Regions from separate parts of the Homo sapiens genome. Here region 1 is linked to region 2. Evidence: chromatin loops called from intact Hi-C (ENCODE). Cell type or tissue: OCI-LY7. All regions are shown on one strand. Each heading gives the region's core, and the rest is flanking DNA. Links, peaks and the distances in the headings are about the cores only. Region 1 overlaps LRRIQ1 (leucine rich repeats and IQ motif containing 1). Region 2 overlaps LINC02820 (long intergenic non-protein coding RNA 2820).

What was found. A loop is a pair of places that touch in the nucleus more often than their neighbours do. Peaks named below come from ENCODE experiments on the same cell type or tissue, not always from the same donor. Only the 100,000 strongest peaks of a DNase experiment are listed, where the experiment ranks them.
Region 1: a loop joins it to region 2, with 2.2 times the contacts of the local background. A loop is called at or near these places in 2 of 110 quality-filtered maps.

Annotation. Positions count from the first base shown.
Region 1 is chr12:85,072,515-85,081,880 of GRCh38, forward strand. It overlaps LRRIQ1 (leucine rich repeats and IQ motif containing 1), which reads left to right. Exons shown (of 27, transcript NM_001079910.2): 11 at 393-584. Among named protein-coding and RNA genes, the nearest start is that of LRRIQ1, 41 kb to the left of the region's middle. In OCI-LY7, for the core only: a CTCF peak has its summit at 4,282 (motif pointing right); a DNase peak (open chromatin) is centred at 4,327.
Region 2 is chr12:85,420,223-85,429,588 of GRCh38, forward strand. It overlaps LINC02820 (long intergenic non-protein coding RNA 2820), which reads left to right. Exons shown (of 5, transcript NR_183554.1): 4 at 3,896-3,982. Among named protein-coding and RNA genes, the nearest start is that of LINC02820, 110 kb to the left of the region's middle. RefSeq lists an enhancer at 4,489-4,578. In OCI-LY7, for the core only: CTCF peaks have their summits at 4,838 (motif pointing right) and 5,051; DNase peaks (open chromatin) are centred at 4,529 and 4,879; H3K4me3 peaks cover 1,227 bases; H3K27ac peaks cover 1,556 bases.

The DNA of each region.
Region 1 (9,366 bases), core at 1,023-9,022, 350 kb before region 2:
TGTTATTGATTTGTCGTTAATCAGCCTTTTTTTTTTTGGTAAATCCTTTGGTTTCTGTTTTGTGAATGTTACTGCCGTGCAATTTTATAAATGTCTTATCTTTTTCGTAAATTTTAGCTTTGACTATTATGTTTTTTTCATTCTCTCTTTAATGCCTTTGAAACTAAATTCTACCTTGTCCGATATGGTTTATTTTTATTTTTGTTTGCCTACCTGGCCATCTTTTTTATTTTTAACCTTTTGAATCAAGTTTAGACATTTATTTTTATACAGTATAGATTTAGGTTTTATTTTTTGCTCCAGGTTTAAATTTTTTTCTCATATAAGCTATAACCACTTGCATTTATTAATTCGTCTTATATATTTGGTCTTAATTCTGTCATCCTACTCAGGATATTCCTTCTTTCTGGAAGAAAAACTTGTTGACAATGCAGGGTTCTGCCATCACTTGGGCACCTCCACTTCTTACTTATCCCTGGCACAAGTCTGGATTCCAACTGGATTATGTTGGTCCTGGATACCTATTACCTCACTTACAAAAAATTCAGATTGTAATTTCCTTATCTCCCACTTATACTGGAATTGTAAGTTGTGTTTATTTTTTATTTTGTTACTCTTTATGGATTTCTAGAGGAGGTATGGGGAGGGTTGGATCTAGGCAGTCACCATCATCTCCTTTATTTTTTTAAATATAGGTAAAATATAGCTGTTTTCACAAAATAAGCTTTATTTTGCAAACATTTCAAGGCATACTTTTGAAAATATAACATATAACATGCTTTAATGTGTTTATTTGCCTGCGTTCTTGTGCTGCCTGCTTTGGATTACTATGACTTCTTCCATATGGAAATGCTGATAGTTTTGACACAAATATTTTTACTTTAAAATTTTAGTTTAAAATAATTTTGTTGTTGTTGGAGTGAAGGCAAGTGCATTGATAATGTATGTTACTATATTGGCACACACTGAAGCAAACTTTAAAAAGAAAAGAAAGGCTGTTTGTAAAAAAAGAAATGCTTGAATTCCCGTTTACTTCATTTTCATTGCCAGCAGTGCTGTACGAATTTTTTTGGTAAGTAGTGGATTTCCTGGCATAGGATATCAGCAAGATTTATGTGAAAACTGCCATAGTATTAATTGATAAACCTGAGATATCTCTGTGCATGCAGTACAGAGCAAACAAGGTAAAAGACTTCTTTGGTGTCTGTTGGGTACAATGAAAACACTGTATTTATTGAGTGTGAGAATAGTATACATGAGAAAGTAGATTTTCTGAAGAGCAGTTGGAGTCTGTTTTTCATCTTCAGGAAATGCTTAGAGATTCTGGTTGAGCTAAGTGAAAAGCATAGATTTTGTCTTTCAGTGATATATTGATGCTAAGAACTCTTATGAAGGGAGACAAAGATAGATTTGTGTTTGTAAGTTAGTGAGTTACTATTCCATGCTATAATATTTCTTAAGGAGGTGAAATAAAATTGGAAGCAATACCACAATATTTCACATTGGTAGTTTCAAGTTTAATTTGTTTCTAATTCTTACTGTGCTATAGTTATCACAGTAGTTAATATGTAATGTTAACTGTATTCTTTTTATTAGAAAATATTAATGTACATATTTATTTGGTTGATACTATTTGCATTTAAGTGAATGAGAATAGTGAATGTATCAATCTTTTTAAGGCAATTTATTTGAAATTAGTTATGAATGTTTTCCATTCTAATTAAACTATGCAATTGTAAAAACAAAAATATAACGTGAAATATTCATACCAGTTTTATTTTATTTTTTAATTTTTATTTTTGTGGGTACATGGTAGGTGTATATATTTATGGGATAATGTGATGTTTTGACATAGGCATGCAATGTGAAATAATCATATCATGGAAAATGGGGTATCTATCCCCTCAAAGATTTATCCTTTGTTTCTACAAACAAATTACAATCTTTTAGTTATATTAAAATGTAAAATTAAGTTATTATTAACTATCATGCTGTTGTGCTATCAGATAGTAGGTCTTATTCATTCATTCTGTTTTTTTTATATATATATACATTAAGCAAGCATCCCCAACTCCTCCCAGCCCCTTACTAACTTTCCCAGCTTCTGGTAACATCCTTCTACTCTCTATTTTATGACCAATTTTAAATAAGAAAATCTTTCATGTTGTCCTTTGTTTGAAATTTCCCATAAGTAAATTTAAGGCAAAATTGGTAAAACTGTGTTTTCTATATGAGATGTGGCAAAAAATATATTGAATGAATGTTGCCACATGATTGTTAAAGTTTATAAAATGGTTCATGGAAAACCTTTAGTCCTTTGAGTCAGTATTTTTCAGTTAGTTTTTAAAGTAAGAATAGCCAAAGCAAATGAAAAATGGGATTTATAACTTAAAATCTAGTTGTCTTTATTTCTCTTATTTTATGTTGAATTTCATTGACTTTCTAGCAGAAAATTTTGAAACTAAATTAATTTTGAATAAATCCATATTTGAAAAAAGTTATTTTTTACATTTTATTTACATAAAAATACAATTAAGTGTTATACAGTAATAGATAGCTTTCTTACCAATAGGTATTTAAGTGCTTTATACAAATTAACTCATTTGCTTTTCACATCACTGGCATGAGTTAGGTACTATTAAATATTTTCGGCTGGGCACAGTGGCTCACGCTTATAATCCTAGCACTTTGGGAGGCTGAAGAGGGAGGATCACTTAAGGCCAGGAGTTCAAGACCAAACTGGGCAACATAGTGGGGCCCTGCCTCTACAATTTTTTTTTATTAGCTAGGTGTATTAGGCCATTTATGCCTTCCTATAAAGAAATACCCAAGACTAGGTAAAAGAAAAGAGGTTTAATTGGCTCATGGTTCTGCAGGCTTTACAGGAAGCATGGTACTGACATCTGCTTGGCTTCTAGAGAGGCCTCAGGAAACTTACAATCATGGCAGGAGGCGAAGCTGGCGCAGGCAAGTTGCAAGCAAAAGCAGGAGCAAGGGAGACAGAATGTGGTGGTGGTGGGGATATTGCCATACACTTTTAAATAACCAGATCTTGTGAGAACTCTATCTCCAAGACAGCACCAAGCCCTGATGGATCCCCCCTACCCCAATCATGATCCAAACACCTCCCAGCAGGCCCCACCTCCAGCATTGAGGATTAGAATTCCACATGAGATCTGGACAGGGACAAATATCCAAACTGTATCACTGAGTATGGTGGCATGCTCCTGCATTCCCAGCTACTCGGGAGGCTGAGTTGAGAGGAACTCATGAGACTGCAGTGAACTGTGATCATGCCACTGCACTCCAGGCTGGGTGATAAAGAGAAACCTTGTCTCAAAAACAAAAAAAAAAATTCTGACCCCACCAGATAAGAAAACTGAGACACAAAGAAGTAAAGTAGATTATCTAAAATTACACAGCTAGTAAATGATAGAGACAGGATTTGAAACTCAGCAGTCTATCTCTAGTGCCTAATTTTTAAATTACCTTATTCTTCTATTCTTCTACTTTTTAAATAAATATACATTTCATAATTAAGATTACTACTATTTTTATACTACATTAAAACTCTTTATGCTGAACAAATGTAATGATTTTGACATTTTTTCAAAATAAATTTATTGAGTACCTATATGTATAAGCGCTTTTTCAGCACTGAAATATTTCTGGGGATGTAGCAATAAACAAAATAAATGATTATCTTGACTTTTTCCACACAAAACAAACGACTCTCTTGACTTTAATATCATAGTGATATACATTTTCTCTATATATATGGAATTGGAATAAGTTATTTCTTTTATTAAATATTGAATAAAAATAAAAATAAATATAATGTTAACATGTAAGAGTAAATGATCATTTTTATATTCTTGTTCATGATGTATCTGTTTCTGTTTAGGAAAACTTTAATCTGAAAAAATATTTCTTTAATTTAAGCAATATATTTGCCAATTTATAAATTTCACATCATATATTCCTAAAAATTATCATGTAAATAGTAGAGATACTAAGAGTTTTTTTCCTTCTTTATTTTCTAGATAATACTGCTTTCTGGAAAATTGCCCACTAGTATTGTAAATATGAAAGATATGGAAATAATTTAACATTTTCACATAGGCTTGATTGCTGTGTCGTGGCTCATAGTGCTTGGAATAATTCTTGCTTTCAAATATTGTCTTTGAATCATTGGGAGGAAAAATAAAGTAAGAACTCTAGACATTTTGCTTATAAGAATCTTTTTCACTATTACCTATTCAGTGATTTTTTTTTTTTTTGGAGTCCACTAGATGGTGCTAGCTTACTTGTTAGTTTTGAAGGGCAACACAATGCTTAGTGTAAAGCTGAAAGGGATCTTAGGTATCTCGCCAGTCTAGGCTGCTTAGTTTACAGATGAAAAAACACCCACATAGTTTTCATCTAACTCATGGCAGAGGTAGGGCTGGGATCCAAGTTTCCTGATTCCTGTTTCAGTATTACTCTTTCTATACAACATGTATAATCCTGAAGTACTTTTGCACTAAAATTAAAAAGTCTCAAGTGCAACTTTGTATATTTGTATGTGTGAATGAAAAACCATCAGACATGGCAATCAGTGAACAGCTGAAGGAGGTTGATCTTCAGTGAAAAACCTCCAGCCTAATTTAACATTTTTAATTTTGCTGTTCCTTACAGAATTTTCTCCCCTGTGGCAGGAATGTTTTATTAGACCATTGGCTCATTTCTGTGGGAAGAATTATTTGAAATAGATATTTGTAGAAAGTATGGCCAAAAGTTAATTTTGCCATGGGCATGAGCCCTTTGAAGAGTAAACACACTTGACTTAAGTTTTATTTTGTGAGATCTAGGAAACTTTAAAAGAGCTGTTAAAAGAATATATTTAACCAGTAAGCTAAACAATATTTAAGCAAGTCTTTATTTGTATTATATTTAAGTCCTTTGAAAAGGCTCTTTAATATTTTTGTGGCTATTGTTTGTTTTATTTTGAATAGGGCAGGGGAAGAAATATTGGATATTTTATCTGGGAAAGAATAATTTTCTTAGAGGTGTTAAGGAATTAATGGTATCCTAAGATAGGACTTGCTATAAGTTTATTTTACTCAGTTGTCAGCCTTTATTTGACATTAAAGAATTTGTAAAATTAGGACAGGCATGGTGGCTTACACCTGTAATCACAGCACATGGTGGCTTACACCTGTATTCACAGCACTTTGGGAGGCCAAGCTGGGCAGATGGCTTGAGCTCACGAGTTGGAGACCAGCCTGGGCAACATAGTGAGACCTCATTTCTACTAAAAATAAAAAAATAAAATAAACAAAAAATAAGCCAGGTGGGCTGGTGCATGCTTGTAGCTCCAGCTACTTGGGAGGCTGAGATGGGAGAATCACTTGAGCTTGGGGGATCAAGGCTGTAGTAAGCCGAGATCACACCAATGCACTCCAACCTGGGCACCAGAACGAGACCCTGTCTCAAAAAAAAAAAAAATTGATTAAAGACAAAGGGTAGCAACTTACTCTAACTTCATTTACATCTAGAACCCGCCCACCCCTTCCATCCAAGTGCATTTATGGAATCGATTACTGTTTAATCAGTTGTGAATAGAGTTTTTGGAATGTATATTAATATTGTTTCTCCTTTAATGTTTGACTCAAAATTCAGCCCTCTCTGAAGCCTTATTTGGTCACCACAAATTTATAGTTTTAAACTCCTTGTTTTATTAAGAATAATTATTGGGAAATAATAATAGCTATCATTTTTAGTAGCTATCTTGTGAAAATCCTGTATAATATTATTTTTAATCCTCATAATGAGGTGAAGTTACCCTCACTCTATAAATAAAAAAGCTAAAGCTCAGAGAAGTTAAGTCACTTGTCTACCTTCAAATAGCTAGTTTGGGAGTAGGCTTGTTTTTTACAACTCAGGACAGCCTACTTCAGAACCTATATATTTTTGTTATGCCACCTGCCTGTTGATTAAGTGTGGTACTGATAATATTAGCAATGACTTCATGATTATTGTAGTTCAATCTTTTTATTCTTATATATTTTTTTACTTTAAATGTTTTTGAGGGCATGCTATTTGGTGCCTGCAAATTTATAACTGTTACATGTTTCTGTTAAATTGACCAGTTTCATCATTTTAAAACGTCTCTTTTCATAGGTAGTAAAGCTTTCTGCTTTAGTCTTCTGTGTCTTATATAATTAAACGAGCTTTATTTTAGATGCAGGACTGTTTTACATTCTCAGAAATTATTGAGGACCTCTCTCAAATAACTTATTTGTATGGGTTATGTCTAGCAATATTGCCAAGTAGTCGAAAAAAAATTTTTTTACGTTTTATTAATTCATTTAGAATTTCAAATAATAAAACTTTTGGATTCACAAAAATTTTATAAATGTTAATTCTGTTTTCTAAACAAAGAGTTATACTGGGAAGAAGGGTGTTGTTACACATTTTTGTAAATCTCTTTAATGTCTGACTTAACACAAGACATCTGGGTTCTCATATTTGCCTCTGCAGTCAATTTGCTATAATATCACAAGTCATGTAGCCTCTGGAAAACTCCACTATACTCTCTTGACCAAATGAGAGTGAAAAACCAAATAGCATTTTGGAATTATTATGAAAGCAGTACTGACTTTACAGAATCTTTAAAAGCATCTCTGGGAGGTCTCTGGACCACACTTTGAGAACCACTAGTTTAGTGTTCACATGATGTATCTTTATCTTTTTTTTTTTTTTTTTTTTTTTGAGATGGAGTCTCACTCTGTCTCGGCTTACTGCAAGCTCCGCCTCCCGGGTTCAAGCAATTCTGTTGCCTCAGCCTCTTGGGTAGATGGGATATTACAGGCGCTCACCACCATGCCCGGCTAATTTTTTGTATTTTTAGTAGAGACGGGGTTTCACCATGTTGGCCAGACTGGTCTCGAACTCCTGACCTTGGGGTCCGCCTGCCTCCACCTCCCAAAGTGCTGGGATTACAGGTGTAAGAGCTGCCACCATGCCCAGCCTCTATCTTTTTACTTAAAATATGTCTACAAATTTTGTTTCCAGTTTGTCTCTTTTTTGTAACACGAAAATTTGTTGATTTTGTTATTGCTTTATCTGGACTGGCTTACAAACTCTAGCTTTGATTTGTAGCCATTAGTCCTTAGCAATTAATTAGTTATATCATTAATTTCATATAATCATTGATGTATTTGAGATTAAACCATCTTACTATTTTTTATTCTGTTCATTCTGCCTGCTTTTTTCTTTTTGCCCTTATTTGGTTTGACTGAGGTTTTAAATTATTTCATTTTTTCCTCTTATATTTACCAGCTACATATTATTTTTCTATTCTTTTAGGTTACTATAGAAAAGATGACTATACCAATGGTAGTATTATTATGTAATAATATAGTATAAACTTTCCATTGCTCTTTATTTTGTCTTTCATCTACAATGTTCCTTCTGCCCAAAGAATATCTATTAGTATTTCCTTTATTGTAGGTCTGCTGGTGATGAATTCTTCAGATATTATATGCTTAAGTATGTTTTTAATACACACGCGCACACACGTACCCACAAATACATATACGTACGTGTGTGTGTCTATTTGAGGTATAGACTTACCATTTGTATTGCAATTTTTGCATTGTAAATATATTTTATTGTATTCTAGCTTTCCTGGCTTAAGTTGATCCTTGAAATATAATTTTCTTTTTCCATTTTTGAGATTTTTTTCTTTGTCCATTTTGGTTACCTTAATATTCACTCTGTCTGAATTCATTGTGCCTCCTAAATCTGTGGCTCAGTGTCTGTATTCAATGTTGAAAAATTCCAAATACACATGTTTTTATGATTTAATATATGTTAACAGATATAATTATTATATGTAACAATATATATTTAATGTAATATAGAGGGCATAATATATTTAATGTCTTTTATATGAGATGTATGTCCTATACTTTTCTTATATATGTATATTTTTTATAATTATACTCAAAATTATTGTATATTTCATTTGTCTCCATGTATTTCTCTGGATATTTTCTTTTAACTCAATTTACAGTTTCCTAGTCCTTCAAGCACATCTAATATAATGTTCAATCTATCCATGAAAGTGTTGTTTGCAGTTGTTGTAGTTTTTGGTTTTAGAATTTTTACTTGTTTTTTTTTTTACTTGACATTCAATTTGCATTTTTATAGTATCTAGTATTCAGGTATTTAATTTTAACTTTTATTTAACGTGTTCAGCAAAGTTTTTTTATATTCTGTGTCTGGTAACTTCATTATCTGGATTTCCAGTGGGTAGTTTCTATTACTTGTTGTTTTTCTTTATTTTTGGTCACTTAGTGTTATTTTCTTGCTTATTTTTTATTATTTGGCAGACAGAGAATACTATGAAAAAATAAAATTGTGGAACCAATTAGAGGCTAGTATATTATTATTTTCCTCTAGAGGTCCTTAGTTTTTACTTAGGGCAATCTCTGTGTAGTTGAATCTATACATTGGTATTGAGATTATTTGAAGTTTAGCTTCAGGCCCTCAGAACCCTTTCTGTATTTGAATGATTCTTACTCTTAAGGGATAGTGCATGCTGATCCCAACCAAAAGTAAGGTAGGGGTTTCTTAGGTCTACTCTGATGAAGAGGGCCCTAGAAGCCAAATTGTGACCTCCTAGGTTTGTAAGCTTTCTTTCTGAGGATTACTAGATATCCTGAAAGATGTGATCTTCTCACTTTTGAATCTTAACCGTATGATTCGGTAGTACCATTTTAATCCTTTAATGTCTTGAGCAGATATGTTTATATAATTTTCAGTTTTTCTACTTCTCAACAGATGAACTGTCCTTCATTACCTAGTCCATTATTACTATAATCAGAAAGCTTGTGCAACATATTCTATTTCTCCTTCCTCTCCTCTGTTGTCTTCTTTTGGATTGGCTTTTTTTTTTGTCATTTCTTGTTTTATTCATGAATTCCTTTAGTAGCTATATACTTTATTAATTTAATGGTTACTGCAGAAATTAAAAGTACACACTTAATTTATCTCAAATTAATATCTTTACCTCCTGTTTCCTGACTTAAAGGTGTGTGTGTTGCAGGATTTTAAATGTATTTTTATTTAACTCCGCAAGGAAAACATAATGATTATTTTTATAAAGTTTAATTATATTTGCTGACATTTGTCATTTTTATGCCCTTTATTTCTTCTTCTTCTTTTTTTTTTTTTTTTTTTTGAGACAGTCTCACTCTGTTGCCTTGGCTGGAGTGCAGTGGTGGGGTCTCAGCTCATTGCAACCTGTGCCTCCCAGTTTCAGGCTATTGTGCCTCAGCCTCCTGAGTAGCTAGGACTATAGGTGTACACCACCAAGCC
Region 2 (9,366 bases), core at 1,014-9,013:
AGCACTCTCTCTTTGAAAAAATAAACTCAAATACCAAAGTAAAAAAAAAAAATTACACAGCAGTCTGAACTCTGAATACAAAAATAGCAATCTTTGAAAATAAAAACAGAAACCTCTAAAATAATGTTTTATTTATCACATACAAACATGTTTTCCTAAGAATTACTTCCAGTATGGGCCACCATATGGAAGTAGAAAGCCATTATAGGAATGAACTAAGATGGTTTGTATCACCTGCATAACTTGTTTTGTTCTATGCCTTCAGGGTTCAAAACCCGCTTCCCATATTTTTTTCCTTTCTTTAAAAATAATGTACATCAGTTTAATTTATCCCAGGTCCTGACAGAAGGATCGGATTTTAAGCATTTAATGCTGTGGTTTCAAATCCAATTTCTCAGTGTTCATCGTTTCAAAAGTGGCAGAATTCAGTTTTTGAAAAAGTTCAAGAACATGGGGAGGACTGGCATACTTTCTAAAGTTCCACATTGATATTAAAGGAAGCTCTGTATGGGAGAGAGCAGTTTGGTCTGAATTTTTCTATAGTGCTCCAGGAGATATTAAACCCTCCACCTTCTTCAACAAGAGCCTCTTCTTATTGGTATCAACCTAGGAATACTTTTTAAACTCATAAAGCATATTGAATACATAATCTATTACAGGTTTTCTGAACTAGGGCCCTGACTGGTTGATATCTTTTCCTAAATGGAGGGCATCGATATATCTGCTTAAGGCTTGATTCCACTGAATGTGTTTGGAAACAACTTTCCCTGAAACTAAGGGGATTTTTATCCATTCAGAAACTAAAGCAGTAGACCCTTGCACAGTAAATTCATTGTAGGCTTTCTTTATGGGTGGTGGGGGAATCTCTAAAGGTCAGGAGTCCAGATTGCTTCAAATAAACATCCAGAATCTCAGATGCTTTTTTGAAACAAGCCCAAGTTTATCTGAACCTCTTTCTCTGGTTTGGAAATCAGGCTGAAAATGTCACAGAAACAGATTTTCTTGTGAGATCTCAGAATGTTGTGGTTTAAGTAAAGTAATAAACAAAGTTGAAAAATGAAAGGCAAAATTGGCTCAAACTCACCTGGTTTCATTCTGTTAGATGCCTAAAACTGAGTGGCACTGTGCAATCTTTAAAACAGAAAAAATAAAAACAAAACAAAAACAGAGTTTGGCTGTGGGTTAGCCTAAAATCATCAAACATTTCTCCTGAGGAGGTTTAAGAGAAACTTTTGCCACTCCATCATGCGCTGTCCTTATGTTGCAATGTTTCATTTATCCCCCTCTCCATCTTCAATTTGAGAGATTTCAGAACTGGTCTTCCGTTTTTAAACTGTCAATAAGGAATAACTCTTTGACCTTTTGAAGTGGAATACGTTCCTTTTTATTTATGGGTGTGATTGCCTTGAAATGCATATTTTAGTATTTATGTGGTATATATATAAAACAATAAAAAATAAAGTAGAATTTTTTCGAATAGCTATTATTGAATACCAGGGATGAGTTAAAACTTCTCCACATATCATATTATTTAATCCTCACAGCAAAACCATTAAGCAGGTATTTTTTATCTCCATTTAATAAATGATATAAAAACAGTTTATGAAGATACAGTAACATTCTTAATTGTACAGCTGTGATACTTATAGCAAGTAAGTAGAGGCAGGATTGAAGCTGAGGATGGCTGACTTCAAAGACCGTACATTTTACTACTAATTTATGTAGTTTCCCAAGAGCTGTTTTTAAAATCCATTTAATATGTCTAATAGCTTTAGCCCTACCTATTACAAATAATGGGTTACATATCTAACACACTAGCTGAAAAGTTCGTTTCTGAAAAAGTCTCTTTTCTGTGTCATGTGGTCAAAGAGTTTTATATGAGTAATGGATATGGTCTTGTAGACTTTTGGATAAATCCTTAAGGAAAAAGCCAACTGTGTATTTTCAATACACTGAAAAGCAGTGTATTAGATATATAGCTGAAATTATTATAATGATAATGCCTTAGATTTATAAGCACTCTACAGAATCCAAATCCTTTTGTATTTGTTTTCTCATTCTAATCCTTCCAACAAACTAGAAAGTAGGCAAATAAGGCATCTGGATCCACGACTGGGGAAAACTGAGGCTTCATGAAATTAAGAGATTTTTCCAAAGTCATGAAACGAAAATAAATCCAGAAGAAACGGCAAATGGAATGTTTTACCTATGTAAATTGCTCTTTGCAAATCAACACTTCAAAATTCCACTCTGCGGTCACCTTTTAATATCTTATGTTATTTTCTCAGTCGCTTCTTTTCAATTACGCTCACTTTTCTCCACAGTACTTTTGCATATTTCAGCTTTTTATATATACTGTGCTCCTGTTAGAAAGTGTTCTGCACTAACTGATAAAATCCAAACTACTTTTGCAAAGCCTGAAAAGGTCTAGACACATGATACCAATGCTATTCTTGGGCTACCCATTTAAGTTATGTATCAAGTCTAAATTTAATCAAGGCCACATTTTATTTATACATTTCATGCATTAAACTCATTTAAACTTTTAGTCAGATTTCATTAGAAGAAATACTACCGTGTACATCATGCAGTAGTAAAGCTAATGTGCTTCAAGAATTTGAAAGGAGTTGGAGATCGGGGGTCTGATTTCAAAATTTCTTTTTCTTTCTCTCCTTAGTGCTTGCAGCAGGTCTGTGAGCAGCACACAGTTTGTTTCCTAGGACACTAATACAGTCAGCATGCTCTGTACAAATGTGTAAACACAGACATTCCCTGTAATCAGGGAGGTTGGTGTCTTAAGGCAAGATTATGTTTTTTTAGGAAATGCAATTTATGTTCAGGATTAAATTTCTCTTGCAGACTGATAACGTCTGAGGTTCAGGGAGATGATAATAAGTGTTGTGTCCTAAACTGCCTGCCCTGAATCTGAAGCCTTGAATTAGTCTTCCTGTATAGCCCTCATTCTTATGACCCCAAATTAGGTAGTTCTTCATGTCTTAGAAAGATGAGAGAAGTAAATAATATAAAAAGACAAAATACACTTTAAAAAATGTAAAGCATCTATAAACCTCATGGTGGTTACAAGGAAATACAGAGACATAAGGAAAAAATACAGATGACACCATGGCTAATATCCTTCTTCACAATTCAGGAAATTTAAATTTGTGTCTGGTACTTTGGTATTCGTGAAATTGAGATGGAGATGGGCAGAAAGTTAGACAATATTCTTATAATCGCTTTAGTCTTCTCATGGAATGATCCTAACACTATAAAACAACTTAAACACATAACAAATATTCTCTTTCTAAACAGTAGTTGAAATAAATCCAACCAGAATACCAAGAAAACCTTCTCTATAAATCCTTTCATCACAAAACTGCTCTATTTCTTTTCCAAACCAGAAAAAAAAGTTTTCAGAAGTTAAAAGGGCAGTTTTTATGCCAAAACCACAATTTTTTTGACCTAATATTAAATTCTTAAGATTTTTTCCTTTCTTTCTTTCTTTCTTTTTCTCTTTCTTTCTTTTTCTTTCTTCTTTTCTTTTCTTTCTTTCCTTCTTTCCTTCTTTCTTTTTCTTTATTTTTTTCTTTTTTCTCTTTTTCTTGCTTTCTTTCTTCTCTCATCTTCCTCCTCTTCCTGTCATTGTCTTCCTTCTCCTTCTTTTCTTTATTTTTCTTTTTCTTTTAACCTTCAGAGGCAGAGATCTGTGGTTACTACCAACTCCTTTTTACACAGGGAGTGCAGATCATACAAAAGAAAAACATAGCCTTGATCAGACAGCTGAGTTTTTTTTAATCTTAAAAAAAATCTATTTTATCCAAATGAATTGAGTACTCAGAACTGGAACTTTTCAGACCACAAGGAAGACTGACATGCTTTTTTATCATGGTAACAGGTACTGACTGCATGGGGAGAGGCCATACCACAGAAACCTCAATCTGCCTGAGCCGTGACTCTGAGAGCTGGAGTACCACTGGACAAGGTGAGGGGAGCTTTTGCTTGTTTACTCAGAAATATTTTCTAAATTACCTGTTTGTGTTATTTAGGAGGGCAGGATTGGGGAATGCCACTTTGACCTGATTTTTACAGAATAAACTCCTTGCGTAGCGTTATAATAATCAGAATAACTAGATAGGCTCTTTTAGGCAAGGTTGGGCAAACTTTCTATATTCTGACTCCTCTTGTTGTTTTCTTCCCAAACATTTGAAAGAAAACACATTACAGTTTACAAAAAAATCCCTCATTCTGCCTTGTGTTGGTTCCACCTCCCCTAAAAATAGAATTTTATGATGCTCAATCTAATTTCTTTTCAAGACCATTTATTTAATAAGAAGAATGTTCTCCTGGCCTGAGATGCAATATAAGTGAGTATGTATTTTTTTTCATAGAGTTAATGTTTACGGCAGAGGGCTAAAGCATTGAAAATAAGGAACTGAAATGGAAACTCTGACATCACTTTAACGGCAGTCCTGCTGCCTTACTGGGGAGAAAAATATTAGCTCTTGTCTAACTTACCTTTTCCATAAGGTGTAAAAAGCACCCTATACAGAGGGAGTATATGAAACCCATAGCTAGTCTGATTGCTTGCATGCTATTCATATACACGCCCGTTGTAAGCTGGCACTGGGTGAACCCGCTGATTCTAACCATATGGCTGCCTGCAGAAGTGCACTGAGGAGTTTCCTCCAGGGTGCCCGAACGGTGTCCTACTGGCTTCCTAGGCTGCAGGAAAAAATGAAAAAAAAATGTAATTTTCCCATTATGAGATTTCATCCAGATGCTCATGAGGTCATACATTAAATAATGAGACTTTAAAGAACATTACTATTTTGAAGAATTGCAAACTGTATGCATTTCTCCACTGGGTGGCGGTCGAAGTCCATAATCATGAAGACAACTAAAAGACCCGGAAACTGAAAATCTAATTTAAAAAATATCACTTAAGGGTTAATTAATTCAGAACTACTATTCTTCTAATCAGATTACCAGTTTATAGTGCTGTGTGTCAGTCAGACTGTGCTGGTTCTGCCTGTTGGTAGACAATTTTGCATTACAGAGAGCTGTAGAAACTTTTGAGCTATTGAAAGATTTTATCTACACTGGTAAACTTATATTTTTTTGGAATAATTATCAGGAATAAAATATTTTCTACCACTATGTATTCAATCGTCCACTGACCACAACAATTTCTCTACAATCAGGTTTTTTTTTTTTTTTTTTTTTTTTTTTTTGCATAACTTTACACAGCTTTTGAAGAAGGTATTTCTTGTCCCAAATCTTTCAAAATTCCAGAAAGGTATCATTTTGCTTAATAGTATTCCTTGGTTATGGCCTGTTATTAACAACCCCTATAAACTATTCTGATTATTTCTGGAACTGGAGTCTATACAGCTATATAGGACATTCATTTCAGTTTAATAATGCTCAGCTCTTGTGTGCTAAGCTATCAACTGTAAATAGAAAATCTCATGTAAGGATTTAGATTCCAGTGAGATGAAGTCAAGGTTCATATTAGATAAATGCCTTTACTTTTAGCTTGTTGAGTTGGTTTTCCTTCTTCTTTCTTCTAGCTTTAATTTCTGTGTCTTTCTCCATATCTGCATGTACAAATCCCATTTCAGGTAGGTCTTGGCTAAAAGAAAGAAGTGCACAAGTAGTATAAATAGAGCACACATTAGGGTCAAACTCTTCTGCAGGATGTAGTTATGTGCCCCATACCCCACCACCCACCTTGTATGACCAACCAGAACCAGATATAAGTCAAATTGTGCAGTAGGTGAATTGGTTTTGCTTCATAATCATCTCCTCTTTCCCTGACCTTATCTCCATATTACATGTAGTAATGGGCAAACCCTGGTGCTTTCCTTTACCTCTCATGTTCTCAAGGGCTTTCCAGGTATAGCCGACAGTTGCCACATCACACAGACCTTGAGTTTCTGATAGGACTGTTGGTCAGTGTCAGACCCTGCTCGTGAAGGCTGTGAGGCAGCTGGCATTTGCTAAAGGCAGTTGATCTATAAAGTTGTTCTGCTGGCCAAAAAATAAACGATTTTGAGCACTACAATGGAGGAGATCCAGTCACCCGGCTGCAGAGTTCAGACCTCACTAAGGACTTGCTTTTCTTCTGATTTTACTTAAAGATTAATGTAGGGTGATGGACTTTGGATGGAGAATGCCTGGCTGTCCTGTCTTCAGCTCTATCTTGCACTGTGGTCATCAACTTTTCTCAGATCAAAAATAGGCAGGTACGGGTAGTGGGCTTACAACGTTTGACCGCAACTGGTTTTTCTAAGTATTCTGTACATTTTTCAGCAGCAAAACCAAACTGGGTCTTCAGCTTTATCCCCATTTCTTGCAAAGGAAGAGCCTTTATATGATTGGGCACATTTTGGTTTTTCCTTACTGAGAATTTTAGTCTTCTTTTGTATTGTTTCTATAATAATTTGTAAACATATTTATTTGTACCTACTTTTTAAAACTTTTCTGGTGAAATTCATTGTACTGCATTTTATTTGTCAAAATAAACATTCTCATAATGCTGGTTAAAAAAAAAATGCAGCTTAAAATGAGGCGTGCTCAGCAAACATCAGTGAATTACAACAGTTCCAAAGAAAACTAGTTCACTAGTTGACAAAACAAAAGCACAGGTTTTAAACAGGCTTGGGTTAGAATCTTGATACCATTATTTACAGATTACATAATTTAGGTTAATTTACTTAATATCTCTGCATTACTATTACCTAATTTGGAAAATGGGAAGAATAGTTCCTATAACTAACAGTGGTTTTGGTTATTAGATTAGATAAAACATATGAAACACTTAATCATCTAACCTATGGTAACTTCTCAATAAATGGTAGCAATTTTCATCAAGAGTAAACACTTAAAAAACCTAACTCTGTGTGGCACTGTGATAGACTGAGATTAAAAGATCATAAGGCACACTCTCTGCCCTAAAATATATACAGTCCTCTTGAGATAATTATTTCTTCACCAACAAATATTTACTGAACACCTAGTACATAACAGAAATTGGTTTTGATGATGATATTGATGATATTACAGGCTAAATAACCCTTTTACATATCTCCTGGGACCAGAAGTCTTTTGAATTCTTTTTTGATTTGGGAATATCCCCATATACATAATGAGATTGGGACCCAAGTCTAAACACAAAATTCATTTATGTGTCTGTACATCTTAAACACATTGTACTTTTATACAATATTTTTCATAATATATGCAACCTGTCACATGAGATCAGGTGTAGAATTTTCTATTACGGTGACATGTCAGTGCTCAGAAAGTTTCAGATTTGGGAACATATTGGATTGCAGATTTTCAGATTGGGGACTCTCAACTTGTATAACAATGAATGAAAGAAACATGAACCTTGCACTTAGGAAGATTACAGTTCTGTGGGAGAAACAAAGTTTAAGCAAAAACACATTATTCAAATATTTTAAAAATCATAATCTGTAAGTACCATGATGTCAAAGTACAGCATAGTTAAAGCCTAGATGTCAGCTGGGAGTCACCCTCTACATGGAATTAAAAATAAATATTAATCTTCTATCATGTTCTCTGAGAAAATGGATATTCTCCTCATAGCCATGCAGATTCCTCCAGACTTATTTTCTGAGAGTCATCTCTTTCCCTAATTCCATATTCCTACTAAAATCTCTATTTCTCTGCAAATTTAACTCCTACATTCTTTTCCTTCTGTCTGCCTTTCGTAGACCAAGACAGATTATATAGCCTTTTCCCCTGGTGTTCCCCCACCCACCGCAAACATCACTCACATGTATAATGGGGTCAACACCGCAGCACCACTCAGGGATCAATTTCAAGTTGAATCTTAGATGTTCTTTTCTTAACAGACATTTGCCCATTCTAACCAAACAGAATGTCTAACTTGTCAAAAAAGAGAGAAAGCTAAGCAATTCTGAGTCAGCCAGATGATCTTCACAGGAGTATTGGTTTGAAAAAGGCATTTTGTTTCAATGATGACAGTTTTTGTTGATATTTTGTTATGCCTTTATAGACTGTTTTGTAGACCTAAGCTAGATTGAAAGATGAAGTAAAACTTTCCTGAGGAAGTGATATTTAAGCATAGAATTGAAGGGTGTGTCATGAGTTGCAGAAAAGGATTCAAAACAGATAACGGCATATGTATAAAGGCTGGAAGATTTTTAATACGCTTGACTTGATCTGACTGTAGTCACATTCATAAAACTTAAGTAGAAATACTCAGTAGCTCAAGTTCACTTTCAAGTTGCTATCCTAGGGAAAATTCCAGAAGTTCAGGGAAGGGAGAGTTGAGTGAAGGGTGGAAATCCAAGGTGAGTCTTGTTTAAAGAGGTGTGATTTGTGGAGCTTGAAGAAAGAATGGAACTTAGACAGTGAGAGATTGAAAAGGACAGGAGGAGCAATGGGATGGAATGAAGGCTGGGTGCTTGCTGTTGTGCTCATGGAGAAGGAGTCAAATTTGGTGAAGGAAAAGGAAGTCAATGATTCTTCTTGAAAAGTCATCAAAAATCTGACTGAGGAGTCCTTGAATATCTTTGAGAGATAGGGAGATAACTTTTGAGTAAAACAGTATCATAGAAAGCTGGGAAGTCTTAATTCCTCAGGAACATTGGTGGATGATGCTAGTTTAGACTTTAGTTGAGGCTGTTGGCTTAAACACCTGCAATATGGGCTCTCCAAGTGGTATGGGCTTTCTCACAACATAGTGGCTGGATTTTTTTTTTTTTTTTTTGACAGAGTCTGACTTTGTTGTCCAGGCTGGAGTGCAGTGTCATGATTTCGCCTCACTGCAACCTCCATCTCTTGGGTTCAAGCGATTCTCCTACCTCAGCCTCCGGAGTAGCTGGGATTACAGGTATACACCACCATGCCCAGCTAATTTTTTGTATTAGTAGAGATGGGGTTTCATCATGTTGGCCAGGCTGGTCTCGAACTCCTGACCTCAGATGATCCACCCACCTCGGCCTCCCAAAGTGCTGGGATTATAGGCATAAACCACCGTGCCCTACCTAGTGGCTGAGTTCTAATAGTGAATATTCCAAGAGAAAGCCAGGTAGCCGCTGTATGTGCTTTCATAACCTAGCCTCAGAGATCAATGGCACTTATGCATATTCTATTTATCAGGATGGTCAAAACCTTACCAGGTTCAAAGAGAATGGAAAGAAATTTAATTTCTGGATGAGGAATGTCAAGATTGTGAAAGAATGTTAGGGACTAGAAATATTGCTTCAGCCATATATGGAAAATACAATGTGCCGATTTTCTTTGTGTCTCAGCTTGGAAGTAGGAATACGGATTTGCGTTTCAAGGCAGTAGACTATGTGGATTATTTTGTCT